5 separate regions of the Homo sapiens genome follow, and regions 1, 2, 4 and 5 are each linked to region 3. A link is an interaction called in ENCODE POLR2A ChIA-PET data of the cell type or tissue named here. Cell type or tissue: MCF 10A. All regions are shown on one strand. Links, peaks and the distances in the headings refer to the core of each region. The heading gives the core; the rest is flanking DNA. Region 1 overlaps PITX1-AS1 (PITX1 antisense RNA 1). Region 2 overlaps PITX1-AS1 (PITX1 antisense RNA 1). Region 3 holds the start of PITX1 (paired like homeodomain 1). Region 4 overlaps PITX1-AS1 (PITX1 antisense RNA 1). Region 5 overlaps PITX1-AS1 (PITX1 antisense RNA 1).

Region 1 (6,200 bases), core at 360-5,359, 150 kb before region 3:
ACTTTAAAATGTGCTGCCGATACATACGGCTTATACTTAGAAAGAAAACAAAGCTGGTGACCGGGCAGATTGAGTCAAGAGGCAAATGTACAGAAATGTACACAGAGTTGATCAGAGTTTTTGCTACCTGAACAGCCAAAGGAGGCTTTAAAATTCAAGTTAGTTCTTTAAAGACTTATAATAATAATTTTCCCCCAACTGATTAGAATATCAGTCTTTAAACATTTAAAGCAAGCTCAAGTTCTGACCATTTCAGCTTCTCAGAAGTGTAGACATTTTTTAATGCATTTACTTTATTGTGAAATTGCAATATTTGTTAATGAAAGAGAATTGGTTGCATCTGTCTATTTTACAGGTTTTTAATATCCACTAGTCATTTGACCAATGTAGAAAGCAAATAAATATTTTCCCCTCATGTCATTTTTTTAATTTCCCAGAAACAAGTGTTCCTTTATTATCTGTGACCTACTCAAATGAGAATTATTTTTAAAGAGTTGCAGGTTTCTATACCTGCTGGAGTGTTTAGAGCCCAAAGCACTGTATTTCTCTAGAACATTTTTGTTGAGCTTTAACACAGTCTTACCTGCATATCTTATATTACTTGGAATTGGGTAACATACATCACTTTGGAAAAGATAAACAGGCTACTATAAAAGACAGGAAATAAATAACTCATAAGGTCACCTTTGGTTGAAGCAATCTTATTCTAGTACTAGAAAATATTCGTTTATTTTTTTAAAAAATACAAATAAAGGAGCAAACCTGAAAGAATTAACTAAAGATTCAAATAATACAACTGTCTGTTGCCTTGTGTCCATGTGGGGTTTCACACAAAATTGGGTTTGAGTTTATTGGAGAAATTAAGGTTATTTGAATCAACACTGAGACGTAGGTCTACAAATCATTTATCACTCACTCATTCACTAGCAGAAAAGCATCTATGGGACCCTTTTGTATGGGAAGGCTTGCGTTTCTGAGAGCAGAGGCACAAAAGAGAAGCCTTCGTTGTTGGTTAAAAATGATTACAGCTAATACCTGACCGTGGCCGATTTTCCTGTCGTTCACCACTTTAACATCGGAAACATGTGATCGGCCCTCCAGATGCCCATTATTAATTGCATGCCCTTTGATGTCTGAACATCGATGGAATCTACAAAAGCATTAACGTAAGAAAATATGCCTCCTGAAAAATTCCCAAGTCACTGACTGGTGATCGGCGCATGTTCCCATTCGTTTGCTCACCTTCAGTGGCACTGTGAAAATAGCCCCAAACCCCAGACATTTTGCCACGAGTTTGGGCAAAAAAAAATTTCAAGACTTGTTTACAGTTTCTACTTCAAGTGGGGGAAAAAATGGCACATTTGCACATTCAAGAAGTATCTGTGTAATTTAAGATAACACATTTCTAAAATGCTTAAGGTTCAGGAATTTGCATGAACATAATTATAAAGAAAGAAAGAGAGGAGAGATAAAACAACAGTTAAACAGTTCCACTGGACAAGTGAATAAAGGCACCTCATTATAAATATCTCCACTTCGCTATGTTTATTTTCTCCCAAGAGACAACTTTATTTTTTAAAGCCTTATCATGAAGGAAATCGCTGACTATAGGTAAATTTCTTTTCTCAGGCGGAACTCAAAGATATTGTTATAACATGTTTTCTTGTGTGCAATTTCAAAACAAATAGACTTTTGTTTTTACAAACCATTTATTTGGGGAGGTTTATTTGAAGAAAAATTTTCCTCTGCAAAGAAAAATTTATAAAAAGCTACATGTGCAGATTACTTGACCCACTGCCTATCATAACATCTTTACACATCTCAAGGATTTAACATAGTGAAAGGAAAAGAGTAAAGAGGGTTTGAAGGGTAGCCCAGCACGGCTTGCATGGATGGCTGCTTTCCTATGCAGAGCTCAGAAACACATCCATCCCAGAAATATTTGTTTATCATGAAAAAATATTTGAGCCACTCATACTGAATTCTTTCACATTTTTGGGCAAGGTCTTTTTGCCATCTGGAATTAGGTATGTTAGTGAAGCTTATATTTTCAAATATTAGATTTTCTATCATTGTCTGAAATTCTCTCAAAGTATTGAATTGAACAGTCTTACCTTACCAAAAATAGAGGTAGAGTGCAGCAACTAAAAATAATAATGTTTAAAGAAAAAAAAAATCTCTTCCAAAGAGTGAAGCTGAAAAAAGTATCACAGTGTACATCTTTCTAAGAGTTAAATAACCTCCGACAGAGCTACAATAAAACTGATCGGCATTCGCTATCTGAAATGATGTGCAATTAAAAGCTAAGTAAATATTTAAAACAATCTTCCTTGCTCAAAAGAAGAATTGGAAAATTAAACATTTACAGCCAGAAATCTTGGAATCTCAATTTTTATACTTTGCAAGGGTACAAAATAAATGTGGAGATGCAGTTACCAATTCTTGAAAGATTCCCTCTGCAAACAATATCATGGCTTCTACGTGTGTGCAAGCCCCGCAAACATAATGATGCATTAGCTAAACATAAACCCTCTCCGAATTCCTGGTAAATCTAAATATGTACGAAATTAAAATGGAAACAAGGAACAAGTCTAGTGTTAGTCCTTTCAAAATACTAATTTAATAACTCTCCAAGAAATAGAGTGTTTTAGGAAAGGCAACCCAGATGTCAGCATATAAAATCAAGCTATAAAGCACCCTTCAAGTATATTTCAATCATTTTTAAATATTTACATTTAATAAGGACAAGTTTTTATGGCAAGAAGAGGTAATTACACTTATCATTCATGGAAAAATGTACTTTTAATGGCTTGTATATTGATTTGCAAAGGTGAAATAGTAACCTAAAATATGTAATTGTCTTTTTTTCCCTTCTGTTCAGCAATTTGCTGCTCTGGCAAAGCAAAATATGAAATGCTAGATGTGCCGCTGTTAGCGGCGGTGAGGCCGGTGTTGAAAATATTCACTTACACACATTGTTCCCTCTTTTCTCCACGTCTCCTATTATGCTAAACTGAAACCCCAAGTATCTGTGCTTTGGGGGATAATTAGAAGAATCTTATCGGGCTTTTATAGCCCTTCCTAATGAGGCTATTTATTTGGCAAACATTAGCCAGCCGAAGGATTAGTATCACCTTGATATGGACCTTATTGAAGCTGCTACCCTCTTGCCTGCTCTGCACAAAAGCCTATCTTATCAGCAGAATAGGCTCAGTGCAGGCAAGTCATGGCTTCTGAAAATTCACCAGGGGTCAGCCTTCATTAGTCAGAAGTTCTGACCAGAAGCTGAGGCAAATTCAGGTTTGGCCACTTTGAGGCCAGTAAACCCAATCAATTCAGTGTGGTGGGTTGCTGGGAAGATGGGGAGGGGCAGGAGCCCAGCAATCATCTGGGTGAGTCTTGGGAGAAATATCACCAACATTCGGCACACAGAGTTCACCCCTGGGAGGGATCCAGGCCTCCAATTCCCAGGGACCTTCCTCCTTACAAGGAAATAAATACACTTCAGGGATCTCAGAGAGCAAAATGACATAGGCTTTCTCTACCTGTCCATGTCAGCCAGGAAAGCAAGTCAATGGGAACTGGTTACCTGTCCTAAAATACCTTGCTCCAAGCCAATGCCCTCTTATTCTGATGCTTTGACAGAATCCCAGAGGGAGCGTCTTAATTTGATTAAAAGTGATTTTGAAAGTAATTTAAAATGAATTCATAAATAAAATACTCTCACCTCTGGCAGGGAGGGCAAAGGGCTTTGCATGCCTGGACTGGGAAGTCCTGACACATTCTGGAACTCTAAGAAGAACAGACTAGAGAAATAAACCGTTCAGGCAAGCTTTTCAAAATCAGCCAACGTGGAATTCTTAGTCCAAGGCTTCTGACTTCATTTTGGGCAACTAGGCTGGAGGGGACAACCTTGGGGTGGGATGACAGGGGTTAGGTTTGCAAATGACCTAAGGTGAATAAATATTTGTAAAACACTTTGAGAGTTAACGAGCTACACAAGCACCTCGGCTATAGAAAAGGCCTCCATTCCGTCACTTAGGAAATGTTTCAGGGGATCTGATATTTGAGGCCTAAGTCAAAATGTGGCCTGAAGGAGCAGACCCCTAAGGGCAGGTGACCAGACTCTGGGTGGCAGAAGGCTCCATAAAGAACACTGTATTGTGAGTTTGCCTCGAGAAAGAAATTTTCAACTCCAAAATCTGCCATCACTGACTAGCCCTTTCTCTGTTGGTAAGCCTACTTGTGGGTTCTCTCTTGGAATGCCTGGCGACCACTCCCTTCTGGGACCCTAGACCCCTAGAATAACTGCTAGGGCAAGATGGGCATTCTGAAAGGCTGTCACCCCTCCTCCTGAGCTAGGGCTTGACAACGTTCAATCCTTAGAAGGGAGTGAGGACTGAAGCTGCTGGGTTGGCCTCCCTGCCTTTGTCTAAGACAGGCACTCTAACCACAAAAACAACTCTTGCAATTGGCACCGCTTCCATCACCATAGCAACTGGTGCTTCTAGAAAGGCTAAAGAATTGGTTTAAGATTCACAGCCAAATTTAAATTTCCTCAGCTCACTTTGCTTCTCCCTCATCCCCTACCCATCCTCTGGGACTTTCAAGAGCCTGGGGCTTTAGGCAGCTGGCAGGCTGCATAGCAACACCAGCCCACAGCTGCTGGGCTCTGCCTGGGAGAAGCGGCTGTGCACCCATGCCCAAATGCTGACTGATCACCCTGCTGAGACAGGTGAGGCCACTCAGCCTTCCGCTGGGTTTCTATAGCAACGGAATATTTGTTGGACCACTCATGGGGGAAGGGGAAGCAGGAAAGGTAGATTTTCATTCCTGTTATGGAAGCAGCTTGGGTCACAGTGAGCATTTAGGCCTCACTTGGCCAGAGAAGGCCAAGCTGGGCTCTGCTCACCGGGCAGCAGCCTTGAGATACGAGTCACTGACACCAGCAGGCTGGTGAGGAGAAAGGCATTTGGGGTCCTTATCCCCCACAACCACCACCCTCATTAGATGGTACTTAAACTAATATAATCTAAAGCCATGGATTCTGCCCCTCACATAACATGATACCCCATAGCCCCTCAAATACCTACTTTGCTTGAATGAAAAGGCACACTAGCCTCCAAACTGCCCCCAAAAGGAATAAGGATGTATTGGGGACACTCAGGCCTTGCCCCTGGACTGTAGAGGTGGGGGTTGGCAAGGACATAAAGCAGAGTTTAGTCTAAACCTTGGCCTCTTGCATACGTCTTTGGCTGCGTCAGTCTCCCCGGCTGGGTGAGATATCTCTTCCTGACTGTCTGGGTCAGTAATAATTTGCAATGAGGGCCTATTCCACAAACTAAGAGAGACTGGAGATGGGCTATTAGCTTCAGCTCCTTTCATGTGGAATTACGTCTACTGGCACTAATATGCCATCATTTGAAAGCCTTAACCCAAATGGACGGGCGTCTGCCCCAAGCCAGGGCCGCCTGGACCAAGGCAGCGGGCTCCATGTGCTAGCTATTACAGGGTTGTTTTGTCCCGTCCCCAGTCGGCATTTGTTGCTGCACACTGAGAAACTGCTGTCAGGAAATGTTCTTTTCTAAATTACATAATTAGGGTATTGGGGAGTGTAGTGAAGGCAGATTAGGGGCATCACTTGTTCTTACTGCAAGCAATGATTCAAAGCACATAAGTAAACACTTAAACTACGTGAATGGTTTAATATTGATTAAACAATGATCTCCAAGACTAAACTCTAAGCATGGTAGGTAGAAGGCTCTGGAAGGAGAAAAAACAAAGAGTGGGCTTAATGGTGTGCATTGATTTACAGAGAAGTGTGGACTTTGACCTGCCAGATCAAAATCAGGATTTGCAATGATTACCCAAAATACAGTCCTAGGGTCCCACCCCTGCAAGCTGATGGTGAGGCTGGGGGCTGAATGGTCAGGGTCAAGGATCAAGTTCTTCCCTCAGAAAGGCCAGCTTCTCATCCACACCCACTTCCAGAAATGGAAACTCAGGCAAAGTGTGGGCTCAAATTGCATTTCATTTATTGTTTCTAACTACGGGCCACAGACTTCAACTTGATTAGAAAATTGTGCTGACGCTTCCTGTGAAGCATATCCTGAGACTTCCAGAGGAACTTCAGAAGGGAATTTTTTGCACGTACCCACTTCTTCCAAATGGCATTCCCCCTGCTTGGCAGAGCCTGTGGC
Region 2 (6,200 bases), core at 592-5,591, 120 kb before region 3:
TGCCAAGACAGAAGACAGTCTCTACTTCATATCTGCCTTCCAAATCTCACACACATACATCTAACTGATAGAACCCATCTGCATTCATACTTTTGGCATAGGGAATCTGAGACATATACTTTTTAACATTTGTATGCAAGGTTTACTAGAAGGAGGGTGGTATGGATCTGAGTGCCAATTCATTTCACCCACCAAAGTCACCCATTATGCTAAGCATCATTTTATTTGATCTTAAAACCAACTTAATAAAATAGACATGATTATTTTCCTGATTTATAGATGAGGAAATTGAAGCTCAGAGAGTTTAAGAGACTCAAATAATACCACATAGCTAAGAAGAAGCAAGGATCAAACTCAGAACTCTCTGAATGTAAAGCTCATGTTGTTAACTACCACGTGCATTTTAGGGTCATCTTGATTTCTGAGGGATCAAAAATATAAGGTAGAAGTAGAGGATAACTGAGTTGCATATTTAAAGTAATGGCAAAAAAGAGGGTACACAAGAAACAAACTTGCTGGACCAAGTAAAGGAAGTAGAAGTCATTCCAATCATAAGTAATCCTTGAGTACATAACACATCAAGGTCTGCTTTAGGTGCTCGGGATACAATGGTTACCAAAACAGGCATAGGCATCTGCCCCGCCCCTGCCTGCATGGACTTACAGTCTGGAGGTAGAGATAGAGGTGTTAACCAAATAACCATACAGACGAACTGATTAGTACAACCATTGTGAGAACTCGTAAGGAGATAGCCTCATTTTATCAGTAGAAGACATAACTAGGAAGCCAGATCCATGTGGGAAGTCAGAGAATGCTTCCTTAGAGAAGTTACAATTATACCAAGAGACTTCTGCTCCCTTAGGAGGAGCTAGTGAACTTGAACCAACCTCCTACAGAGGATACCTGAAAAAGTCTGAATAAATTCAATTTTCTCAAAAGAATCAAAAAGCTATAACATGGCTAAGAATTACCACACCAAAATTTATAAAAACGTGAGGACATAAAAAAATAAGCCAAACCTTCAAAGCCACATTAGCCCTGAGGACATTTTCTGATCTGGAAGAAGTTGGTGGTGACCTTCTAAAATGAGGGGTACAAAAGTCAAAGTGTCAATTCCACCTATGTAAAATGAGCCCATAAAGGGGTTTACTCCCAGCATGAGGGTGAACTACAAATAAACTAGCCCTCTTGTGAGCCTGTAGCTCCTGTTCAAATAACCCGAGAGTTAAATGAATCTCATGTTTAAATTAACAGACAGCACTCCACAGCCCAGAGGAAGCAAATAAAATCCTCTCTGAATGAATTATTTCTAAAATAATTTAGCATTAATGACCAGCACATAGTCAAAAATAACCAGGCACACAAGGAAATAAGACATCATGAATCAAAATACTGAAACAGATTTACATTTCAGATAACAGAATTTTCTCAGAGTCTATTAAAAAAATTATGTTTATGATGTATAAAAAAATAAAAAACAAGGTAGAAAATATCTACAGGGACAACTGCTCTAAGAACCAAGAGATGAACAGGAGTTAACCAGATGGAAAGGAAAAAGAGAGGGATGTAGGAAGAAAGGCATTCCCAGCAAAGAAGCCAATAGTCTCCGCGTTCTATCCCACCATGAGGCCTCTGTATGTCAGATATTAAGAAAGAGGCCAGCATGGATGGAATGTAGAAAACAAGGGGACAGGGAAATAGTGTGGCATTGAAGAACTGAGATAAGCAGAGGGTGGATTCTGATAAGCATTTTGGCCTCTCTCCTGAAAATAATCATTGAATGTTACCATTGAAGGAGCCTTGAAAGGTTTCAAATAGGAGTTGGGCTAGACAAACTTGGATTTTTGGAGAATTCTAGTCTTCTGCTCAGCTCTGAAAGGACCTTCTCCCCTTTTTCTCTGGAAACTCACACAATCCCAAGATCCATACTGAGCCAACACTATTGCCCCATTGAGCAGGTGGTAACACTGAGACCCTGAGAGAGGCAATGACCTGTTTTAAGGGCCCTGTTGAGTAACCTAGGTCTGTTGGGCTTGCTTCATCTGGGGATACAGCATAGAAAAAAAAGTAGGTGGAGAAGTCTTTGTTAGCAGAGTCAACTAGAGGGTCCCATGACCTGAGGCCTGCTTAGACTAAATATCCGTACCCAGATATGGAGTCTCCCAGCACCATGGCCTTGAGTAGTCTGAGCTCCCCAGCAACATGAATCATACAACCTCAGCTGGCAAGGTAGAGCGTGTGTGTGCGCACACACATGCATGTATACATGGAGAAGGAGGGACAGGGTCTAAGAAGAAGGGCCAAGGTTTTCATCCCCAGTGCTGAACTGAGCCCAGACGTGCAGTATGGGTAAGGTTTCTAGGGAACATTTGCAACCCCTATAAATTGGGCCACATTTTATGGGAGGACAAACATACCTGCCTCCCCAGCAGCTCATGAAGCTCCTCCCTCCTCATGCCAGGTGGGAGGCACCGTAGACACATCACCCACCCAGGGCCCAGCCACTCCCACTCATACACCACTCATTTCTCCCAGGCCTTTGTTCCTGCATGTCCAGGAGCTGCCAGCCTTCTCCTTACTCCACAGCAGGCTCCTAGAGGATCCTGGACAAGTCTTGACCCCATCAGGAGCCAATACCCACCCCCATTCCCTGCTCTGAGGCTGCCAGCGGATCGCTACAGGGGAAGCAGGCAGACCACCATTGGCCCAGGCTCCCCAGGCAGTGGTGGGGCCTTTGAGGGGAAAGTTCATTGCATCAATCAGCTCATTGTTGGCCTGCCAAGTGCAGGCTCGTCCTCCCCCGGTGTGTCACTGGGCGCTGTTGACACAGATGTCAACTGTCAAGGGTGCCCTCCACCCTCCACCTTCTTCCTGGGGCGTCCTGCAGGTCCAGCACAAGGGCCTCTGTCGCAATGCTCCCCACTGGCCCCTTGCAACCAAGATTGCCACACCTTTGGAATTGCCAAAACTTGACTGGATACTTCATCATGCGGATTGGCCATGAAGGCTGCAGCTGACTCGGCCAGGTATGGCAGATACTTGACTGTTTGCCAGATGACAAATCCCAACCGAGTGAAACCTGCAGACTTCACAGTATCTATGGTGCAAGCTTCTTCCCGCCCGCCCAACAGAAGTGGCAGGTGGTAGCTTTCTGGGGCCCATTTCCAGCATGGGAAGGAGGAGTCCACATCCCCACAATCTGTGCATATATGGGCCCAGCCAGCCGGTTAAATCCATGGCAATGACTTAGCTGTCCTTGTTCCCTCCAGACCCATCCCACGCCTGCCTCCAGGAAGGGCTGGGGAGCAGTGAGCACATGGGAATCTGTGCAGTGGGACCCAAGGGGCCCTGTCCCGATTCCTGTCCTTCACTAGTCCCTGGGCACCTCAGGATAGAGGGCAGCTACACTGTGGCAACCCTCAGGCGGAAAAGACCACACAATTGCAGGCATGATGAGGAACCACCAAAATCACTTCATGCTAGGCCCCAAGGAAAGCTGTTAGAACCCAAGGAAAAATATATGATGCACAGGATACTTCACTCCCTAGATCACCATGATTCTGAGTTATTTGTCATGTTTGTGGATTCCAAGTATGTCCACATGCCATGGAGGAGGGAAGTACTTGGGCTCCCAATCTTGATGGAGAAAACATACTTACAAAGAGAGAGAAGAGAGACAGAGAGAGAGAGATTACAGCACAAGGTAGGAAGTGTGTCCAGTGAATGGGTCAATGGAAATCACAAGGAAGGAAAATCACTGTGTGCTGGAGTAGACAAGGAAAGCAGGCTTCCCAGTGGGGCTGGATTTGTTCCAGCATAGCCAGGTGCAATCTAGGAAGCGTGATGGCTTAAGCTAGAAAATGGGGACGAGCATACCACTGTGTGAGGATACTGAGCCTGGAACCACAGACTGGCTGAGACTTTCTGGTGCAACCCACCATCGCCACTGTTGTCCAGGTAGGAAGACCAACGCCTGCAGGTGAAGGGACTTCCCCAAGACCACTCAGTCAAGTGGGAACTGGTGCCCAAGCCTGGATCTGAGGTCAGTGCCCCAGCCACCAACAGAGATTGCTGTACATGGCAGAAGATGATGCCCTGGGCCCTTTCTCAGGACATGCTGTTATGCACATGGCTTATGATCCCTTCCCAAGATCAGGCAGGATTTAGTACCTGGAGCCCAATCCTACAGAGCTGTAGCAAGAGGTTGGGGAGAAAAGACAGGAGTTAGGAGCCAGACAGCACCCTGGCCTAGCTCAGGCCAGGATAGGCTGACAGGATAGGGCTTTAGGTCTTCCCATTTTGAAACCTCTGTGAAATAACTATTTTGAAATCTTGCTCAATTTTGAAATTTCTGCAAGATAAAACCAAATCTGGTTGTGATGAGTTGATACCTTGATCATTGGCCTGGTATGTGGTAAACTGTCTCCCCTGTCCTCATGACCTTGGGGGCTGGCTCTATGAGCCCTACACTGTAGCCTGTCAGCAGGACAGGACCTGGCACAGTGTGGGTCTCTGCCCTGGGAAAATGCTGCCAGTGGGAGTCAGCTGCCTGGCATAACAGAGGAGACACACCTGGACTCCCTCCTCAATGCTCGAGCTCCAGGCCCTGTGTCTATCATGAGGCTGTGGCACATATTAGTATACGATGGACACGTGTTGCCCTTGTGGTCCCAATACCAATTCTAAAAATCATCCAAGCACCTACGGTTTACCTGCCAAATGCCGTCAAGTCCACGGTTTCCTCCTTCCAAAAAGCTCCACCAGTTGAACCAAGGCATTGCTTGGGAAGAACTCTGAGCTGCGCAGACCACAGCCTTGGCCCATGACCCAGGACAATCTTAAAAGAGGCCCAGGGCCCAAAGAAGCTAATTGGCTTGCTTTTCCACTGAAGGGAACAGGTACCCTGGACGCTCCCACAGCCAACCACATAGAGACCATGTGGGAAGCTCCTGGTTTGATGGAAGCCACTGACTTTTCTTTCTAGAAAGTCCTTCAGAGAGCACATCTTCTCACCCCCACCTCATCATACCTTGAATATGGGGCTGCTGCAGTGAAGAATATCCCAGAAGGCCAGCCTATTTTTTAAGTCAACATTTCTTCCCTGGGACAGAACAACCAATGAGGCCAAGATGAGGATCTACACAGGTGAAGTGGTCAAGAGTACCCAGGGCTGGTATAGATGACGTGGAAGTAGCAGTGGTAGGTCCACCATAAGATGCCTCAGTTGACAGAGCTTTATCTTTCTTTCCCACCCGGATAGAAATTCAGTCCTTTTCCACTGCAGCAGAACATACAACCCTGCTGGTTATGCAACTCAGGTCATGATTCAAGTTCTGTGTGCATTGGGCAGTTTAGTCATGTTTGAGAAATACCTCCAAACACTGTTCACTCATTCAACTGACTTCTCCTGAGCACTTACTAAGCCACAGGCTAGGAACCAGAGCAGCGCCCAGTCCAGCGGGAGCAGATGAGGGCCTTTCCGCTGGGAAGGGAGCAAATGGAACACTCTCTCTCTTGAGCTGTGCCCACCTTCCACGACTCCCTCCGAGGCCAATCAGGCACATCTGCCAATCGCCAAGACCGCAGAGCACAGTCAGGAGATCATGAGTTCTGACCTAGAATCAGCCACACAAACAGCTTCAACCCTCTAGGCCTCGACTATCCCATCTGTATCATGGGGATAAAAGGAGCTGCCCTGGGTAGCACCAAGAGCCAACAGGAGGAGGCTTAAACAACAAAGGTGATGCCCCTCATCATCACTGTTGGATGACTCCTGCAGAGGAAGGGAGAGGGAGCCAGGGACAAGGGTCCCCTCCTTAGGAAGGGCTCTCAAATCTGTCCTCACGTCCTGTCAGTGCACACCTACCCTAAACAAGTCTCCTGGCTAGGCCACCTCCCCCTCTTCTCACCAGAGCTGTGCCACAACCTAGACTAGAGCTAGTCACCCTTCCCGCCCCAGGCAGAGGCAGGAGAATGACACAACTCAACACCCTGTTTAATCCTGCTCAACTTCAACACTAGGACGGAGTTGGGGAAGGAGATAGGTCCTCACTGTGACTCACTTGCAAACAAGGTCACTACCCACAAGACCAGGACTGGTCTGACCTGGAGGTAACCCCAAGAGTGTGAAGGAAGGTCCTCTCTCCACCTTAAAATCTCTCTCCCAATATCTGCATGACTTCAGTTCATACCACTAGGTT
Region 3 (6,200 bases), core at 353-5,352:
AAAGGGACTATTGTGCCTGCCTGGAGCCCTGCCAGAGGTTTGGGCCCAGAGGGGCACACAGCAGGTGCTCAATAACTGCATTAAATGCACTAACAGTGAGGAAACACGCCCCTCAGACTAAGCAGTGAGTGCTGCTCACAGAATAGTCCCCATTGGGGGATGGCCCAAAGAGTCACTTTGGTCCCTCTGGGAAGTGAGAAGGCAAGTGAGAAGGCTGTGAGTCTTAACCTCCTCTAGAGGCCCACAGACAGACCATTCATTTCTAAGTCTCTACCCAGAGACGCACTGTGCTTCCCACCTTGGCCTGACATGTGGCAGGGTTAGAACACACCTCCTATCCCCTGCCAGCCCGCGTTCATGCCAAGTAGCACATATATGCCTAAACTCAGCACTTCCATAGTGCAGTGAATACATGTGTGTGTACAGCATCTCCGCATGGATGTACAGGATGTGTGTGTGTGTGCGTGCCCCCATGCTGTCTGCATTCAGGCTGTTCTTTTTGGTAAGACAGCTAAAAAAAGAATGGTCTGTGAAGGGACACTCCCTAGCACGCTGCAACACCTGAATATCTCCTTGAAAGGAGGGATCTTCTACTGCAGGAGACTCGTGGTAAAGGTGGCCAAGAAACATGGCAACGGTGGGGCTGAGGGCAAATGCTGGGCAACTGTGCTTCCCCATGTTCCCCTCCCCGTAGCCAAGACTCATTTCATGGAGGGAGATCTCAGCTTGGAAGAAGGCAGGAGTCACTGAGCCTCCCCAATCCAAACCCCTGAGAAGTGTCCTCCCTCTGGCCTCAGACCCTGCATCCTGTGGTCACAGACCCACAGTGAGAAAGGACCAGGCCCTAAGGAGCTGTGCTGTCTCTCCACGGCCCAGAGCGGGGGATGGGGATGGGGATGGGGATGGGGATGGGGATGGGGATGGGGGTAGGGGTGGGGGTGCTTTGGACTAACGTGGAGGGAATGGAAGGCAGGCCTGGTTCCACCCTGCATGCCCGACCCTGGCCCCAGCAGCCCCCACAAGGAGCTCAGCTGACCCTGGGTGTCTCCCTGTGATGGGAAGGGGTAAGACGAGGACTCAAAGGCAGAACCTGCAGAGTGCCCCAGACGCTGATACCTGCACAGTCAGTGCCACCCACCCAGGAGTTGAGGAGGCACTGGGTTTTGGGGTGAGGACACTGGACACCTCCCTGCTTCTTTCCCAGGCAGACAATCCTGGCGCAGCTCCCTTGGGTTGCTGTGTCTGGTGGAGCTGATCACAGGTGAGGGGCAGAGGGCAGTCTGGGGTCCGCCTATGGCCAGAGGAGCAGGTCAGGGCGGCGCCTTGCCGCCCCAGCTGTGGCCTGTTTGCTCAAGACGCTGAGGTCTCGGGGCCAGCTAACAATTGTTGAGCAAAATCCTTCGACAAACTTCACCTACGTGCAAGGACTCGAGGAGGGAATCACTCTTAGGAGTGGGAGAGTAATGTCTTTGCCTGTGCCCAGTGAAGGCCCATTGGAGCTGCAGCTCAGCTACCACTGTGTGGGAGAGAAGCTGGAAGACTGAGGGCTTCCTGGGCTGCTGGCCCAGGGTTGGGAGACAGCAGTCACCTGGCTTACCAGGCCTATGCCTGAAGCCCTGGGAAGCCAGGACGCAGGCCCCAGGCTGGGACAAAGCTACCCTGAAGGAGGGCAAAGGCTGCCAAGGCCAACCCCATGCCTGCCAAGGCCAGGCCTGGCCCATTTGGCCAAGGCCTAAGGTGTAAAACAAGGGGAGAGGTACAAGAGGCTGTGGGGTCTGGCTGGGATCCTTGGGGTCTTCCTTCTGCATTCTCCAAACGCCTAGAGCCAGCAGAAACGTTTCGTCTGATTAGAAGCCATCATTTCTATCCCAATCCCGGAAAATTGACTGCGGTGCAGAGAGGGAGGCCTGAGAAGCAGCCGTAGGGGAGAAGGTCCAAGCTAATTAGGAGGCAGCATCCGGGGGCCCATTAGAGCGCAGGCTGCTGTCACTCAGCCGGGCTGAGTTCCCGGGAGAAGAGGCTGGAGAAGGAGGGGCAGGCGGCCCCTCGACGAGGACACCGCTGGGAGCTGCCGGAACGGGCCCCGGGCTCTGCCCCCGCCCCGGCGCTGGCTCGAAGGCGCCCGCTCGGTGCGATCCTGTTCGGCAAACATTCACTCATCCTGGGCTGTTCTCGCCAGGGCTGGGGACTTCGAGGCGGCCGAGACGGGAGTTGATTCTAGGCGAAACAAGTCATTTGAGGCCTGAGGTGTGCACGAGCCGCCCGGGACTCGCAGGCCAGATGCGTTTCTTTTGTGAGGCCGAGGGAGAACTCGGTGTGTCACCGGGGAAGGAGGGAGAGGCGCGGCGAGGCCGCGGGGGGCGGGGAGGCGGCGGGAAGGTGGCTGCGGAGGGGGAGGGCGCGGGCGAGGCAGGGAGGGAGGGAGGGCGGCAGTGAGGGCGCGGCGGCGCGGGCGGCTTGGGGCTGGATTCCGCCCGCGCTCCCTCGCTCGCTCGCTCCCTCCCCAGCCCCCTCCCACCCAGGCCCACCCCACCCAGCACCCCTGGCGCAGGGACTGCTGGAACCTGGCTGTGCGCGCTGTCGCTTTAAGACAGACTCTGCCGGCGCCGTCCGGAGCCTTAGAAACCGGCCCCGGATCGCGAGCCGGAGCCGGAGCCGGAGCCGGGGCCGGCCGGGCTGCTGAGGCCCGAGCGGCAGGAGCGCAGCGCGGAGCGCTGAGCCAGGCGCCCAGTCGCGAGAAGCTGCCGCCGCCTCTGCCCGCCCGGCGCCGCAGCCCCGGGCGGTCCATGGGGCGGGCACGGCGTCGCTGCAGGCGCCGGCAGCCCTGGAGGGCAGCCGCTTAGGCGCTGCGCTCTTGTCCCCGCAGGTCGCAGCCAGGGCGGCGGGGCGCGCCCAGCCCCGGCCCCTGGAGCGCCCGCCGCGGTCCCCACCTCCATGGACGCCTTCAAGGGGGGCATGAGCCTGGAGCGGCTGCCGGAGGGGCTCCGGCCGCCGCCGCCGCCACCCCATGACATGGGGCCCGCCTTCCACCTGGCCCGGCCCGCCGACCCCCGCGAGCCGCTCGAGAACTCCGCCAGCGAGTCGTCTGACACGGAGCTGCCAGGTAAGCGCCGTTCCCCGCGCGGCGCGCACAGAGCCTACCCGGGCGCGGAGCACGGGGAGCTGGGAGCAGGGCCTGACGCCCGCGCCGCGCAACCAAGCTCCCTCTCCGCCCCAGAAGCGTCAGGAGCTTTCTTTTTCCCGTTCTCGACCTGACGGTGAACGCGGAAACTTACGCACACGCGAAGGCACTTCCACGCGGTCCCCACGCGCCAAGAGACTGGCAGATGCACGAGCCTACAGCTGGAGGGTTGGACTGACAGCCCCTCTTGATCAGGAGTAAATAGAACGGGAAAGAATTTGATTTGCGCAACTGGGCGCTAAGGAGCGGCTCGGACGAAGGGAGAGGAGGAGACCGAGAAAGGAAGAGGGGTGACGGGCGAGAGAACGCACTCAGAGAGACAGAGAGGGAGGTTAACACCGTGACAGTAGGCGACAGAATGAAAGAGACCAAAGAGAAGGGGCGGGCGGGAAGGGTAAACGGGGGGAGAGGGGTCATCAAGTAGAAGGGAGACACAGAGGACGGTGAGGGCGAGCGGGCCAACAGGCGCGGCCGGACTCCCAGCAAGGCCAGCCGGAACGCCGATCAAGGGATCCGGCCCACGTGCGCGGCCGAAGCCCGGAGCAGCCCGGCTCTGGCCCCCGCCCCGGCTCCTGCGCGTCTCCCTCCGCGCTGCCTTTTTTTGTCCGAGCTGGAGCTTTTTTCCAGCAGCGAACTGGGCCCGCGGGTGGCCGGCGCGGGCAGTGGGGCAGCGAATCCGCTGCCCAGCGCAGCCGGCCGGGTTCCGGAGGGGCTCCGAGCTCCCCGGTGTGGGCGCCTCTTCTGCGTTCATTTCTTAATACACAGCTGAATGTTTCTCTCCACTTTCTTAGTATCTGTTTCTCTTTTGCATCCCTAAGTGATTTTTCTGAGAGGTTGTTTGCTTGGTTAAAACATAATCAACGCTGAACTCTACTTTTGTTTTCAAAAGTTTTAAGCGCGGTCTTTGGTTGGTTTTATTTTTAAAACCTAGAGAGATATATAATCGTATATTGATTTTTTTGAACCAAATCTATGAGGATGAATTAATTTTAACTGTATCTTTCGATTCTGAAAGAATTAACGTACGAAGTGTAGGTCTGGAATTTAAAATATCTACATGCAACATTATTCTTCCGGAGATTTTAAAAAGTCAATCCAAAATGGCGCGTTTCTCCGGAATTTTCTCAAAATCCATTTACAGTGGTGTTATTTGGGGAATTTAAATTATCTAACTATAATGTGTTTCTCTGGGATTTAAAAATTATCTCTACAAGGGCCTTATTGGGAAGGAGTTAAAAATCTATCTACAACGGTACATTATTTTTTTAAATCCCAGAGAAATAAATGCTTCTGTCAACCTGGAGTTTATACACTTACAGCTCTGTATTTAGTTAGGGGTGTGTTTGTACGGAGCTTTCTGGCTTCTTAATTTACATTTGCTCTGTGTTTCTTCCTGTCTGATTTTGAGAATTTGTGGCCCTTTCAGTGTCTTTAGGCATAGAGCTGTGAGCTTTTCTGGGCTTCTGTGTTTTGTTTTTAAACTCTTTTTCTTTATGTATTAATGTTTCTATGACTGCGTGTGTTTTGTGTAGCTTCAAAGAGAGACAGACTAAAGCCCGAGGTCACCTAGACAGAGTCTGTCTGTCTGGGCTGCAGTTGGTGGGGTTTTCTAGGCTTTGGGACTGGAGGCCTGGAAGCAAGGCCGAGAACCCGGCTGTGTTGTGCCTGCCCAGTGGGGCTCCCATACACCCCTGAGGAGAAGAAAGTGGAGGGACTTTAGGCTGGAGAGATCTGATCCTAGTTCAGAAAAGCAGAGACCCCCTCAGATTTAGACCCCCTAAGAGTTCGCAAAACAAACAAACAAAAAGCATACATTTGCTGGGAACATCAGCAGCAGGGTCAGAATCTGAGCCGAGCTAAGGGTGCAGGCCCTGCCCAGCCAGGAACGCAGGCCCGCGGCTCCAGCTCCGATTCTTGGGCTCTTCTCCGCGGCACACCAGACTAGAGGTGCCTACTGACGACCAGCACCCGGCGGGCGCTTTCCAGTGGGGACAGTTCCCAGGAACCCTAGAGGGAGGGAGGGAGGGAAGACCGCCAGCGCTGGTGGCGAGCGGTTCGGTGGAGCCGGGACGGGGTGCAACGGGGCGTAAGCCCAGGTGACCCGCTCCCCGTCCTGCCTACTGCAGAGAAGGAGCGCGGCGGGGAACCCAAGGGGCCCGAGGACAGTGGTGCGGGAGGCACGGGCTGCGGCGGCGCAGACGACCCAGCCAAGAAGAAGAAGCAGCGGCGGCAACGTACGCACTTCACAAGCCAGCAGTTGCAAGAGCTAGAGGCCACGTTCCAGAGGAACCGCTACCCCGACATGAGCATGAGGGAGGAGATCGCCGTGTGGACCAACCTCACCGAGCCGCGCGTGCGGGTGAGCAAGGGGTGCGCGCCTAAGGGCACCCGCGCAGAGGGCTCCCGGGCCGCCTCTGCTGCAGCCCTCCAAAGCTTAGACCCACAAGCAGAACTTCACTCTCCCACCATTCAGACCTGCTCCCTCCCTCCACCGGAGATCCCCACCTTAGGCCCTGGCCCACTAGCGTCTGCCAGGCCTCCAGGCGCCTCGGACCTTCAACCCCTTTGACCCTCATCCTACCTGATCCTCGGACTAAGGCAACCCCAGCCCAAAGACCTGTGCCCCCAGGGGACTCCCCCATGCCCTATGGGGCCCAGGACCCACTCAGATGTTAGCAGGATACCCTGGGCCAGAGACTGGGCAGTGGATTCCCTGCCGCTGGGGACCTCGGGAGCTGTTGGCCTTATCCCGAAAACGAAAGGGAAAGGCAGGTCCTGTCTGGCTGCCTCGGAGAAGCCTGAAAGGTGCCTGGGTTTGGGGCTCTCAAAACTTCCTGGAGCAGTGGTCCCATCTCATAAGCAGATTCTCTAAAAGCTCAAGATATTCTCCACCCTCCCCAGCCATCAGTAGGACCCTTTGCCTTCTGCCCTTTCCGGAAGGTCTCCCGTCAGGTGAGGTGGGGGGTGGCTCCGGGAGCCAAATGTCCTTCCCAGTCCCTTTTAGGATATGCCATCTCAG
Region 4 (6,200 bases), core at 710-5,709, 94 kb before region 3:
ACATACAAAGCTGATGAGTGAGGTAGGGAGGCAACCCTTGCTCCAGAGGGAGGTTGGATCTCCAGCATCCAAAAGCACCAGTGCTCAGGCAGACCCATTACTGAGTCTCACCGCTGCCACTCACCACACACATTGGCCATTATTGCTGCAACAACCACCACCTCTACTAGTTCCAGGAACTGTGGACACTGATCCCAGAGCAATCCCTGGGCAGAGAGCAAATCTGTCACTGGAGAATGGCTCCGTCACAGAGCCCGTGACCTCAGTCTCCAGTGGAGAGGAAAATGAGAGAGGAGAAAGATCCCAGTCTAGGTGAGTAGCTTGAACAAAGGCCACAGAGGCCAAAAGGCACAGAGTCTGTCTGGGGGAGGGTGAGTAGGTAGATATGGAGGGAGACTGGATTTGGAGACCAGAGCAGGAGGCAGGGGCCACTCACAGAAGTGACCATTACTGGCCTTTGTTCTCCTGCTAGGCAGGAGGGGCAATACCCAGAACTGCCATGAAGGGGCAAGGAATTAGCCAAGGCAGCTGTAGTGGTTAAGAAGGATGAGCTGGGGGGAGACTGCAGCCAGGGAGGTCAGAGAGGAGCCTCGGGTGATGTGCTGAGGGGCTGCCCTTGCACTGGGGCATGGGGAACAAAGGGAAGGAGGCAGAGCATAGAGAACAGACAGCTCTTAATGAGATGGCTCACTAGGCCAGGAACAGGGAGAGCAGGTCCATACATCGGGCTGACACCAAGGAGGTGTACCACCCTGTAGGCACTGCAGCACAGAACGCTGTGGGCTGCGAGGATGCCCAGGCCTGGAGCCCAACAACTCAGAAAGGAGTCGTGTTCCACAAGCAGCTGCCCTAGCTGGAGTCCCAAGGGTGAGAACGCTCTGAGACACAATGCAGCATCTATCCCCCTGGCTGCAGGTGGGACTCCCCTCCAGGCACGGCAGGGAGAAGGCTGCCTCACTTTCTTCCCTTGGTCTGGGGGCTACTCTGTTTCTCTGTCACCATGGACAAGTGAAATCACAGCCACGTCCTCCCCAGCACTCCAGGCAGTAGCTTCTCCTCACCCAGCCTTTGGTCTCCTTGCCCCTTCCTGTCGCTCAGCACATGTCACTGAGTGCATGTGTACTGGTGAGAGCCCTCTGGAGAGTGCCGACCTGCCTTGCAAGCCAGTCACACAGCACTCCTTCTGAACCCGCCTCGGGGACGGCACATGTGTTCACCACGCAAGCTGCACCGAGCCACGCACAACCAAATCAATGCAAAACAAAACCACAATGAGATACCATTTGTCATCTATCAGATTGGCAAAGATCCACGAGTCTGATAGCACTTTGTGTAGGTGAAGATATGAGGAAACAAGCCACTCGTACCTCGTTGGTGAGGGAGGAAATCACCTCAGTCTCCTGGCAGGGCAATAGGATAGAATCAAACCAATTTAAATGTGCATATACACTTTGACCAGCATTTCCACCTCTAGGAATCTCTCCCAGGTGCATATGGTTACTGAGACATTTGCTGCAGCAAGCAGCATTATTTATTATAGCAAAAGACAGAAAGCAGCCAAAAAGCCCATCAATAGGGCACTGGTCAAAAACTCATATGGAGGCCAGGGTGGGAGGATCATGAGGTCAGGAGATCGAGACCACCCTAGCTAATATGGTAAAAACCCCCTATCTACTAAAAATACAAAAACTTAGCCGGGCGTGGTGGCATGCACCTGTAGTCCCAACTACTTGGGAGGCTGAGGCAGGAGAATCACTTGAACCTGGGAGGTGGAGGTTGCAGTGAGCCAAGATTGGGCCACTACACTCTAGCCTGGGGGACAAAGCGAGACTCCATCTCAAAAAAAAAAAAAAAAAAAACAACCTTGTATGGTCCATCTATACAATGGACTAATATATAGCTGTTAACAGGAACGTGGTGGCTCTGTATAAGATGATATGAAATGAATGCCAAGATATACCAAATGTTGAAAGGAAATAACAGGACAGCTCAGCATGTACACAAAAGCAAAAGTCTGGGTGCATGGAATATACGCTTAAGCACTGACCCCTAAGTGCTTGAATGAGCACGTCTCTGGGAGGGCACAGCTGATGTACCAGTGACAGTGGTTGCCTCTGGGAAGGGACACTGATGGCTGGAAACAGGTGGGGGGTGCACTCATCACCACATACCCTTTTGTAATATCTACTCTGTGACAGTTTCACCATATGTCTGTATTACTTTAAGGAAATCAACACACAGATCTGCTTATGGGACAGTGCTTCTCCTGCCTACATCAATTTATGTTAGATTATTCCCACCCCTACCCCAAGATCGCTGACAACTTACCCATGTGCTATTTTCCCCGAATCCTCAGTTCCCCACACTGTGCTTGGCAATGAGGTACTTGGAAAGGGGCTGAGTGAGGAGGGGCCAGCACTTCCAGTCCAAGGGTCTCCACTTCTCCCTGGCATGCTGGAAGAGACCAGAGCTCACTGTCCCACCCAGGTTCTATGAGACTAGGCATGGGGCAATGGGCTAGGCCATCAGCCTCCAACTATGTGGCTCTGCAATGAGCAGAAATCCCAGCCCTGGAAGCGCACCCACGAAGCCCATGCTCTGTGTCCGAAAAGACACTCCCAGCAGGCACGGCGCCTGCGCAATGCCTGCAGCCAGCTGCCTGTGGTCCCGGGAATGGCCTCTGTTGACTAATTTCTGTACATAATTCCACCCAGGATGAGTCAACAGTCAGGGCAGGCAGGACTCCTCACAGGCTGGCCCGAAAAGCCATTCAGAAAGATGAAAAGCAGAGCACAAGGTGCCCAAGCCACTGAGATAGAGGATGGGCACCCCCTCTTTGGATCAGACAAGCTCCCTCTGCAGGGGTTTTTGAAAGACTCCCCAGGCCCCACCACGGCATCAACCACGCAGGGTGGGGACAGGCGTACCACAGCCCCTCATTCTGTCCAGGGCCTCTGCCCCATCTACTGGGTTGGGTCAGCACCACCCCACCTGGTTCTTATTAACCACCCTCTAGAGGCAGCCATCAATTACACAATGCTGCCATTTATCTAGCCCCTCATCCCCACACAAGTCACCATGACCTGACCAGGGGCCCAGGGGCTGACCCTTCCCATCCCTGCTAGGCACCTGCCTGAACAGGCAGGCTTTTCCAGTCTCTCAGATCCCACCCCACCACTGACTGGGTCACCTGGGGCCAGTCCTGTCATTTCTAGTGCCCTTGCCTATAAAATGGGCCTATGACACATCTCCCTCAGGGTTGCTGTAAGGATCGAATGGGATGACCCCAGCACACTCCGTACAAGATAAGGGCTCAGTAACTGGCAGCTGCCATCAGAATTGTCATCGTAAGAGGCCACAGGAAACCCATTCCATTCCATCCCCCAGGCCCTTCCCTGCAGGCAGCACTCGGGTCTGGGCAGGGAAGGGTGAGAGAAGGTTCAAGGAAAGAAGAACCACTCCCGCCTGGGCTTGGCACCCTTGCAAAGACCAGTAGCAGCACCTCCTCCCCTACCTTTGTTTGCTCTCTCATCTCCTCAATCCTGTGCAGGCCTTCCCATCCCCAGCCCCTGCAGCCGCGGCAAATCTTTGTCAGCAAACAGCACATTAATTGCTTCTTGGCCACATTTCAAATGATATCACAGAATCAGGCTGCTCAATTTGAGCAAATGGAAAGGAAGAAAGAGGGGCACCCAGCAACTCACACAAGAGCCAGGGATGATGGGTAGCTCCAGTTACTAATTAATCGACTGCTCAGATGGAACAAATCTGAAACCCCAACAGGTCGGACTGGTGAGCCCTGGGCTCCCCGCCAGCCCCCTTCATCAGAGGGAAACAGAGCACTGGTCCTGAACACCTTCAGGAGGGGAGCCCTGGAGTCCCGCCGCCCACTGCCCAGGAAAGCTAACAGAGGCTCCGCCTCAGTGACCATGTCCTGACCAGGCGGCCTCCTGGACCACTTACAGAACCACTCACTCACTCAGCAAGCACACTTGAGCTCCCAGGATACCACTAGACTAAACTCCAAAAGAGTGGGGATGTGAATGCAGGGCTCACCACTGCACCCCATTCCCAACACAGCACCCAGCATGAAACAAAAACAAAACAAGCGGCACTCAGTATATGAACATCAAGAGAATGAAAGAATAAATTAAACAAGGAGTACCAAGCATGGTGTTAGGTTCTAAGGGTATAGTACTGAATGCAAGCCCTGGCCTCACGGCACTCACATTCTAGTGTGGGAACTACTGTTAACCAAACAGCCAGACAACGACAGCAATATTGCAACCATAATAGGTACCATGAAGCGGAGGCTGCCAAAATAGAGAGAGTGGTAACAGTGGGACTTGTCCCCATGTGGTGGCCAAGAGGAGCCACTAAGCGGGAAAGGAGCTTGCCACCACCCCAGTGTGCTCATCCAAGGCGGCTTCTCCACATCCCAACTCCCTGAATTCCCCCAACACCCCTGCACCCCATCACCACAAAAGACCACCAGCGTCTCATCCACCTAAGGTGGGGCAGGGTGGCAGCCCAGGGAATGTGGGAATGAGATTGGCTGGAAAAGGTCTCCTAGAGCAATTGTGCCTCCTCTCGAGTACTGCCTGCTGCAGTAGGGACCACAGGCACTAACAGACACACAGGGCCCTGCAATGCCCAGGCCATGTGGGACCCCAAACTGCCAGGCACTTTTCTTCATCTTCTAAGAACGCCCAGGTCACCACGCCCAACTGAGATCTCTTAGCCTCTCGATGCCTGAATGTTAACATGTGGACACCCCTCCATCCACCTGGCATTCCTGGACATGGCATGTTTCTGAAAGAGTGTATTTGGAGAGGGCGGGGCACAGGCCTGAATTTGAGCCTCAGCTCTGTTTCTTCCTAGCCGTGAAACCTGGAATAAACGATTTAGCCATCTCTTTTCTGTAAAATGGGGGTAGAACTGTCAGCTGAGGGGCAGCAACCATGTCAAGAATACAAAAATGGCAAAGGCTCATACAAACCCAAGGATGGCCCTCAATGATTTTCCTCCCCTTGGCTGCCTTTTCTAATTATTATTGGGGTAGGGTATGGGAAACCATTCTGGGCCCCAATTTCTGCTTTTCCCTATGGTCTTTCAGCCTGTGCCATCTTTTACTACTCAGGTATATGTAACCAGCTACCAATCTGCCTTCTTCTCCTGAACCAAGAAGCATGCACCATAGATCCAGGGTCCTTTTCCACCCAGATCTGCCAGACAGTTAAAAAGTGGCAAATTATTTTGAAATGTTATTGTCTGCGCCAACATTAATCCATGATGGCACCAGAATTTCCATAAACAGAGGCTTGAAGGTGGCCATCTGCTTAGAAGTAGGGCTAGGAACTTGTCTGGAGGCTGCATTTGCATAGAGAACACAGTTTTGCACGGATTGTGTTTCTTTGGGATCTCTTTGGTATAATAATATCAGTAACCCCCACTTCCACTAATTGTATCAAGCACTGTGCCAAGAGCTTTACATACATAGTCTCATTTAATCTTCTTCACAACCAATGAGGTATTATTGTCTCCATTTTACAGATAAGTAAACAGATCTGGAGAGGCTAAGTCACTTGCCTAAGATCTTGCAGTTGGCTCAGGCCAGAGCCAAGACTTGAACCTAGGTCTGTCAAATGCCAACTCCACTGTTGCTATGAAATAAACTGCTACTCTCCTAGTCACACTCCCTAGCTGTCCCACGCGACACTCTCCTTCCACTCGAGGACACCCACCCCACCCCGCCCGACCACCCAAGCTGCCCGTCTGCAGCTGGAGGGCTTCAAACTTCAAACTCCCCACAAATGGATTTCTGAGCATGATTTTTTTTTCCTGGCAGGAGTCTGAAAAGGCTGTTCCTCTCAGTTACTGCTGTCTAGGGCTTTTGAAAACATTAGGGAGGCTTACACCAACTCAGGAAGCCAGTATGTGCCCGCTAAGGTCTGAGCCCCTTGCTCGGGTACCTCCCCCAAGTGGAAGTAGTACAGGGGGCTGTTCCAAATTCCACCCTAAGGAGTGTGCTCCCTTCCTCGACACAACTGACAGATTTTCTTCCACAGATGCCGGCCCAGCCCGAGGCTGCACCTCACAATAAGCCCCCACCTGCAAAGAATGTCTGTAAATCCTGGGGCTCTGCACAGAGCAGCCGGATTGCAGGGAACGGCAGCAAATCCCAGGATAAAAGCAGAAGC
Region 5 (6,200 bases), core at 590-5,589, 110 kb before region 3:
ACATCTTTGAGGAAAATGAAAATGTGATTCCAGTACACTACACAGCTCCACCGTGGGTATTTGCACAGTGAGGCCTGGAGGCAGCTGTGCTTTGGGGAAGGGGGAGTGTGTGGGTATCTATTTGGTCAGAAGAGAACTGGTATGAAAAACTTACTCCCTGTCCTCTATAATTGAAAGTCAATAGATAATAACTAAAATTTAAAAATCAAGAAAAAGGTGAGATAAGTAATCTTTTTAAGAAATATGGTAATCATCAAAAACACTAAAAGGATTTTAAAAAAAACTTAATTTAAAAAAGGATTAAAAAGTTACCGATAGAAAGCAGAAACCAGGCAGGGAGGGCCATGGGCCCAGCGGGGCTGCTGCTTCTCATGAGAAACTTATTGCTGCTGGGCTATGAATATGTACTCCTTTGACAAAAATCAAAAACTACTAGGGCACCAGAGGAGCCTAACTTTCCTCCTCACAGTCTTAGCCTAATAAACATTCAGTGGGTTTTTACTGACTTCTACCCACTAGCCACGGGGCCAGCCAGGACTGAGTAGGAAGCATGGCATGATTGGGAGTGCCGAAGTTCAGGTCTCTCATCTAAAGGCACCACCTGCCTCCTGCAGCTGATACCTGAAGCCACCCAATAAGCCCTGTCGTCATCCTCACCCCTAACTGAACTCCAAATACAGGGCCTGGCTCATAGCGAGTGCCCGGTAAACATGACGTCACCCCAAGACCTAGGCACTATTGTTTATCTTTTTCCGGGCGAGGCTGATGCTCAGAGAGGTCAAGAAATGTGGCCTGCCGTCTAGGCTTACTGAGTTTGCAGGTTTCAACCTAGGTGCTCAGTGTATCTCTCAGAGCCATGTTAAACTTCAGAGCTAGTCCCTGCCTCTCCCTGAGGCTTCCACACCCTCACCCCCAAACCTCAGAGCCACCTGCTCGCCTGACACCCTCAGCATCCCAGGTGCCCTCAACAATTCACGCACATTTGGGAGAAATTGAGGGCATGTCCCACTGGAGCCTCCCCATCGTGACAGGAAAGGGGCAGGACAGGCATCATCACACCTCATGTGACAGAGGAGGAAACTGAGGCCAGAGAGAAGGAGGGGCCTGCCTGAATCATGTAACAGGAACCCAGGTGGCCTGACTCACCTTCTGGCACCCCTTCAGTGATCCTCCAAGTAGGCCCCTCCTTGTCCTATTCTAAGCTCTGGGCTTGGCCTATTTTCAAGGAAGAACCGCCCACAAGTCCCCAAAGTCCAGCTCTGTGTTTACTCTTCAGTGAAAATGGTGGCAAATGTATGCAAAACAGATGCTGTGACACATGGTTTGTTGTCAAGAGCAGAGGTCAGAGGGCAGGAGGACTTGTTTGTAGGGGACAGATTGAGGTCTGATAGCCAAGACATTCAGGGTGGGGAGTCTGCTGGGACCCACAAGCTTTAAGGGAAACATCTGACTTCCCAGAGGGGTACAGAGCTGTTCCTGGAGACCAAGGTGGAGCCAGGGATCAGCAGGTGGGGAGGGCACAGAGGACAGCCAGCATCCCCACGCCAAGTACTGTGTCATGTCTCTGCCCCATACCCCCACAGCAGGCAGCCCAGCTGGGCACAAGGAAGTACCCTACCCCCACCCTTGTTAGAGTCACTGATGCTGGAACCATTCCGCCTGAGCGTCTTCCCCAATGCTGAAGACACGTCATACCCAGGGCTGGACCCAGAGTGGATGCTGGCAGATGCCTGCTGAATGAATCTGCAAATCCACAAAGCCAGGCACTGCTTCATGTGGCAGCAAGCCGGCTCTGCCCATATTATAGGAGGCACCAGCTTCCTTCTCAAAACAAGGAAGTGGTTCCGTGGATATCGTGAATCCTCTTTCATCCTCTGAAAGGCATGAATCACAAGTTCTCAGACCCAGCAAAGTTGTGTAAAGGATTCCCACCAAAGCCCATGCACTTCTCTCTTTCTTGATCAGTTGTCCTCCAAGTGCGATCCCTGGAACACAGAGTCACCTGGGACTTGTTAGAAATGCAAATTTTCAGGACCCACCCGAGACCTAATGAAGCAGAAACTCCAAGGGTGGGTGGGGGCCAGTGATCTTCTTTAACAGGCCCTGCAGGTGGTTCTAAGGCATGCTAGTTTGAAAACCACTGCTCTGAATAAAATCAACCAAAATAATACCCCTTGTGCAAAGCAGGGTTCTTGCTCCAAACAAGTGAAAAATAGCTGATATCCCAGATCACTCATCATTAGCATCAAATCAAATTCCTCCAAAATCAGTTATTCAGCATCTGTTCTACATATATCTGTGTAAACCTACAGAAAAATGTGAGTGCATATAAGATACGACAAAGGGAGGGAAAATAAATGAGTTCACAACTTGTTACAGTTAGGCATGTATGTTTATGTTTGTGTATTTTTCCTACCTATTCACTGAGATCTCAAACTTCCTGAGCGTAGGACTCAGCTTTCCTTGGAACATCGGCCCAGTCCTAGGGACTTTGCAGAGAGGGTGGCTCAGTCCACTCTAGGGGACCCAGCAGAGTTCAAATCCAGCCCCTGACCCCAGGGGCTCACACCAAGTCTTGTCTGAAAACTCCTCCAGAGGATGTACGACTCTTCCCTCCTCAACATTTCTTGCTACACTCCTTTGCCCTCTTCCCACTCAATGAGTCATATCACATACCCTGTTATTGTGAAATCCCAGAGCATATTTCTCCTGTTCCACTTTCCATCCACAGCCTCTGATTGGGCCTGTGCACCTGGCTCCTCCCACCTCTCTTCCCTGACCGACCTCTCCCCATCAGCTTCAAGAAGCTCGTCATTCAGGGTGCTTCACTGTCCTAGGGTCCCGCATTGTATGTCCTTGTTCCCATTTCACACTCTAATCCATTACAAGCCCATGGGAAGTTGAGGAAGAGTTGGCCCCCTGCCTGTGTTTTCCAAGTGGGTCCCCCCAGGAGCATGCCACAGGCAATCCCAGCTGGAGACCTGCGCCTGCACCATGGACCCCTCTGAAAGCCTCATGAAAGCATTCCAGGATGTAATAAACCCGTCAGGCCCTGGCTAATTTATATCGAAGCAGATGATTTCCCATTTTTTAGAATGTAAATGTTTAGATTGCAGCATTCCCCTGCCTCGGCATCTGAGGTCCTGGCACGTAAGTGATGAAATCGGCCACTTTTCCAGATGGATCCTTAGATGGAAGAGCCACCATGCCAGCATCCACCCACGGGAAGGATCCAGCTCTCAACAGGCACATGTACAAACCCCACACCAAAGTCAGTATACCAGCATTTGCTTAATGTCAAGAAGTCTCATCTGGCTTTCGCAGAGGATGGGAGGAGAAATAGAGCTTTCAAAGGCAGGGCTTCAGAGCAGAGACAGCAACTGAGATTAGCTAGGTATTCCAAGATCTCTTTCCTTTTATGCTTCTTTGCAAAAAGTTCCTCATTTACTCTGGCCTCAGATACATGTTATTAGATCTCTGTGTTGTATAAACAGGCAAGAGGAGTAGATTAGTGGAAATAAATATAACACAACCCAAGAAAACAGTTCAGCTTGGCCAGTCGAGCCCTGCACATCCCACTGTTCACTCTGTCCTGGGCTGTGTGCATTGACCCATGAGACCCTGCCACCAAACACCATGGGTGGCCCATCCATGAGGCAGCCTCCACCAAGGGAGCTCCTAGCCCAGGGAACCACAGATGTCTTCTTGGGTTCCAGGCACAGGAAAACCAGTTTCCCAAGACCAAGGGAACTCAGAAATGGCCCCTGTAATGAACCACTAGCATCCAAGGGCTCCAACTACTTCAACCAAAATACACCCATTGTCCTGGCACCATTTTCTATAGACAAGTGCCAATTCATGCACAATGTGAGCCCTACAAGCCACTCAGCCTTTTAGTTTCTTCACTGGCCAAATGAAGCTATCCTCTCCATCTCCTGACAATGATGGGAGAAGTCCAGATATGCTGCAAGGAAAGCTTGAGGGTCCTAAAAGGAACTCTAGGCTCAGATGGCTGCTTCACCCATCAAGAAGGCAACAGAATGCGGTACTTGGGCTTGGAAGTGAGTCACACTGCTGAGTTACAGTACACTGCCTCTAGGCTATATGTCTTTGGGCAAGTCACCTCACCTCTCTGAGCCTGACTTTCTTTATCAATAAGATAGAGATAATATAGTATCCATCTCTTAGGTTGTTATCAATAATTAACATGTATTGAGTATTTACTATCCTAATCCAGGTCAGATCATCTGAGAGCAGACTTCCTGCCTGGCCAAATGATCCACTCTCTTGAGCTCTGGATGGTGCCAGATGGTGCCAGGCAGCATTTGAGCAATATTTTCCAACATGAGACCTGCAGTGCATGGCTGAGCTGGGAGGAGGGCAGACACGAACCAGACCTGCTCCTTCATTTAAGCAACAGGCTCTGATTCACCTAGAGGGCCAGGATTCAGCCCGCGGCTCTCAGCTCCAGGCCTGTGCCACCCTTATCAGGAGTAGTAATGCTAGAAGGTTGGTAAAACAATCACTATGATCTGCACAACCAAGGTACCCCACCTGTCCTCAGGACCTATGGAAAAAACAGGAATCAAGGCAAGTTTGGGCTGCCCATTTACAGACACAGCACCTGAGCTTCTCTGAATCACCTGAGGGCAAGATTTTCAGGCAAATGCTCAAAAGCCCCTCAAGTTCCATCTCAGCTTTTCCCCAGGTCTGAAGCTCACTGGCAGCCTCAAGGAACTGAAAGGCTCACATCCACCTCTGCAGGATGACAAATCCAATGTCCCCTCCAGCCCTGAGGCTGGCGAGGACACCAGAGCAGCCATCTCCTGACTCAAGTCTCTGCAAACCAAGCCTTGTCCAGCTTCCCACTCAGGCTCATTCCCTCCTAATTCTGAGTCAAGGGGGAAATGCTGTGAGAATTAGCAAGGACCCCTTCTGGAGCCCCAGCCCCTCATTTGCAAACAGTTAGGGGCTTTCTCCCTTCCTTCCAGTATGACTGCCCCAAACATCTCCCGGCCACGGAAAATCCCTGCCTACTCCACCACTGGGCAGCCTGGCTAGAGATTTTATTCCATTAATTTTCATCCTGATAATTAGAAGCAGCTCTCCTCCCTGCTTCTGTAGGGTTTAATGAGCTACATAACGTCACATTTCCCACTGAGGCTGCTTAAACCTGCATTTCACTCCAGGGACGCTGCCACCCCATCCTGCCCTATCCCAAGCTACCCCAGGCCCTGACGGCAGCCAGTTCTTCTTCCTCTCTGGGGTCAAGCCTCCTCAGAGCAGGGCCCGGAGCTCCAGCCTCCACAGGGGCCTCTGACAAACCCCTTGGTAGAAAGCAGAATTGAATCATCTTTGGACCCATGTCCACATTATGGGTAATAAAGGCCTTTGTGTGCCTATAAAGCAAAATTCCTGCAAAGCCTTTCCATCTCAACATGCCACGTGCAACAAAATGAGTGCTGCTCGCACACGGCCCTTACACGTGCCAGGGTCTACCCACACGCGCTGCGACCAGGTGATACCTGCACCCACCTGACCTATGTATGCATGGGGTGCCAATCCCAGCCCTGGGACCTACCAGCTAACATGAGCCCATCACTTCATCTCACTGAGCCCTATTTTCCTGCTCTGGAACATGGGATAACAGAAGCACTTAATTCACCAGACTGTTACAAAAGTCCAACTTGCATTTTATTCATTCATTCAATTATTGAACAAACACCTGGTGAGTTCCTACCCTGTGCCATGCATGTTCTGCACACAGGAGATACCACACTGATTGTCAAGATCCATGCCACCACAGTGCTTCCATCCTAGAGGGAGGAAACACACACAAAACATGGAAAGAATGAATGAACTTAAATCTGAGATAATGAAGACAATGAGACCAGGGCCAAAGTAGTGTTGTGGGCGGGGGAGGGGGGAGGGGTGCTACTCCAGAGTGAGGATTAGGGTCATATGAGTTTATGCATGTGAGCACAGTATGGCTAGAACAGATATCTACTATAATAGTGTACTATTATGGTGTAGATGAGGTGCTATCCTGCATCACAGCACAACTAGGCTTACTGAATTGTGAGGTGCCTGCAAGACCCAAAAACTCGGGATGCCTCATGGGAGCTGATGGCATGCCTAGAGCTTTGCTGCTGCCACTTCATTATCTGGAATGATTTCTGGGGGGCTTATCCCAGAGGTAG

What was found. ChIA-PET counts read pairs that join two places held together with the same protein. Peaks named below come from ENCODE experiments on the same cell type or tissue, not always from the same donor. Only the 100,000 strongest peaks of a DNase experiment are listed, where the experiment ranks them.
Region 1: POLR2A ChIA-PET joins it to region 3 with 13 read pairs; 7 of 35 experiments call an interaction of 5 or more read pairs at or near these places.
Region 2: POLR2A ChIA-PET joins it to region 3 with 16 read pairs; 4 of 35 experiments call an interaction of 5 or more read pairs at or near these places.
Region 4: POLR2A ChIA-PET joins it to region 3 with 18 read pairs; 5 of 35 experiments call an interaction of 5 or more read pairs at or near these places.
Region 5: POLR2A ChIA-PET joins it to region 3 with 55 read pairs; 5 of 35 experiments call an interaction of 5 or more read pairs at or near these places.

The regions. Positions count from the first base shown.
Region 1 is chr5:135,184,117-135,190,316 of GRCh38, reverse strand. All of the region lies in intron 3 of PITX1-AS1 (PITX1 antisense RNA 1), which reads right to left. Among named protein-coding and RNA genes, the nearest start is that of LINC02900, 61 kb to the left of the region's middle. In MCF 10A, for the core only: a CTCF peak has its summit at 3,273 (motif pointing right); no DNase peak of the experiment used is centred there.
Region 2 is chr5:135,153,632-135,159,831 of GRCh38, reverse strand. All of the region lies in intron 2 of PITX1-AS1 (PITX1 antisense RNA 1), which reads right to left. Among named protein-coding and RNA genes, the nearest start is that of LINC02900, 91 kb to the left of the region's middle. In MCF 10A, for the core only: no CTCF peak of the experiment used is centred there; DNase peaks (open chromatin) are centred at 2,531, 3,001 and 5,341.
Region 3 is chr5:135,030,616-135,036,815 of GRCh38, reverse strand. It overlaps PITX1 (paired like homeodomain 1), which reads left to right and starts at 2,588. Exons shown (of 3, transcript NM_002653.5): 1 at 2,588-3,103; 2 at 5,308-5,540. The coding sequence starts at 2,935. PITX1-AS1 (PITX1 antisense RNA 1) reads right to left here and starts at 3,542. Exons shown (of 6, transcript NR_161235.1): 1 at 3,276-3,542. RefSeq lists an enhancer at 3,072-3,704 and a silencer at 4,875-5,082. In MCF 10A, for the core only: no CTCF peak of the experiment used is centred there; DNase peaks (open chromatin) are centred at 2,445, 3,185, 3,295 and 3,715.
Region 4 is chr5:135,124,492-135,130,691 of GRCh38, reverse strand. The region is part of intron 2 of PITX1-AS1 (PITX1 antisense RNA 1); the gene reads right to left. Among named protein-coding and RNA genes, the nearest start is that of EPIST, 88 kb to the right of the region's middle. In MCF 10A, for the core only: no CTCF peak of the experiment used is centred there; a DNase peak (open chromatin) is centred at 2,671.
Region 5 is chr5:135,136,527-135,142,726 of GRCh38, reverse strand. All of the region lies in intron 2 of PITX1-AS1 (PITX1 antisense RNA 1), which reads right to left. It overlaps LOC124901072 (a long non-coding RNA gene), which reads right to left. Exons shown (of 2, transcript XR_007058944.1): 2 at 5,673-5,816. Among named protein-coding and RNA genes, the nearest start is that of EPIST, 100 kb to the right of the region's middle. In MCF 10A, for the core only: no CTCF peak of the experiment used is centred there; DNase peaks (open chromatin) are centred at 1,176, 1,726, 2,696, 4,376 and 2 weaker places.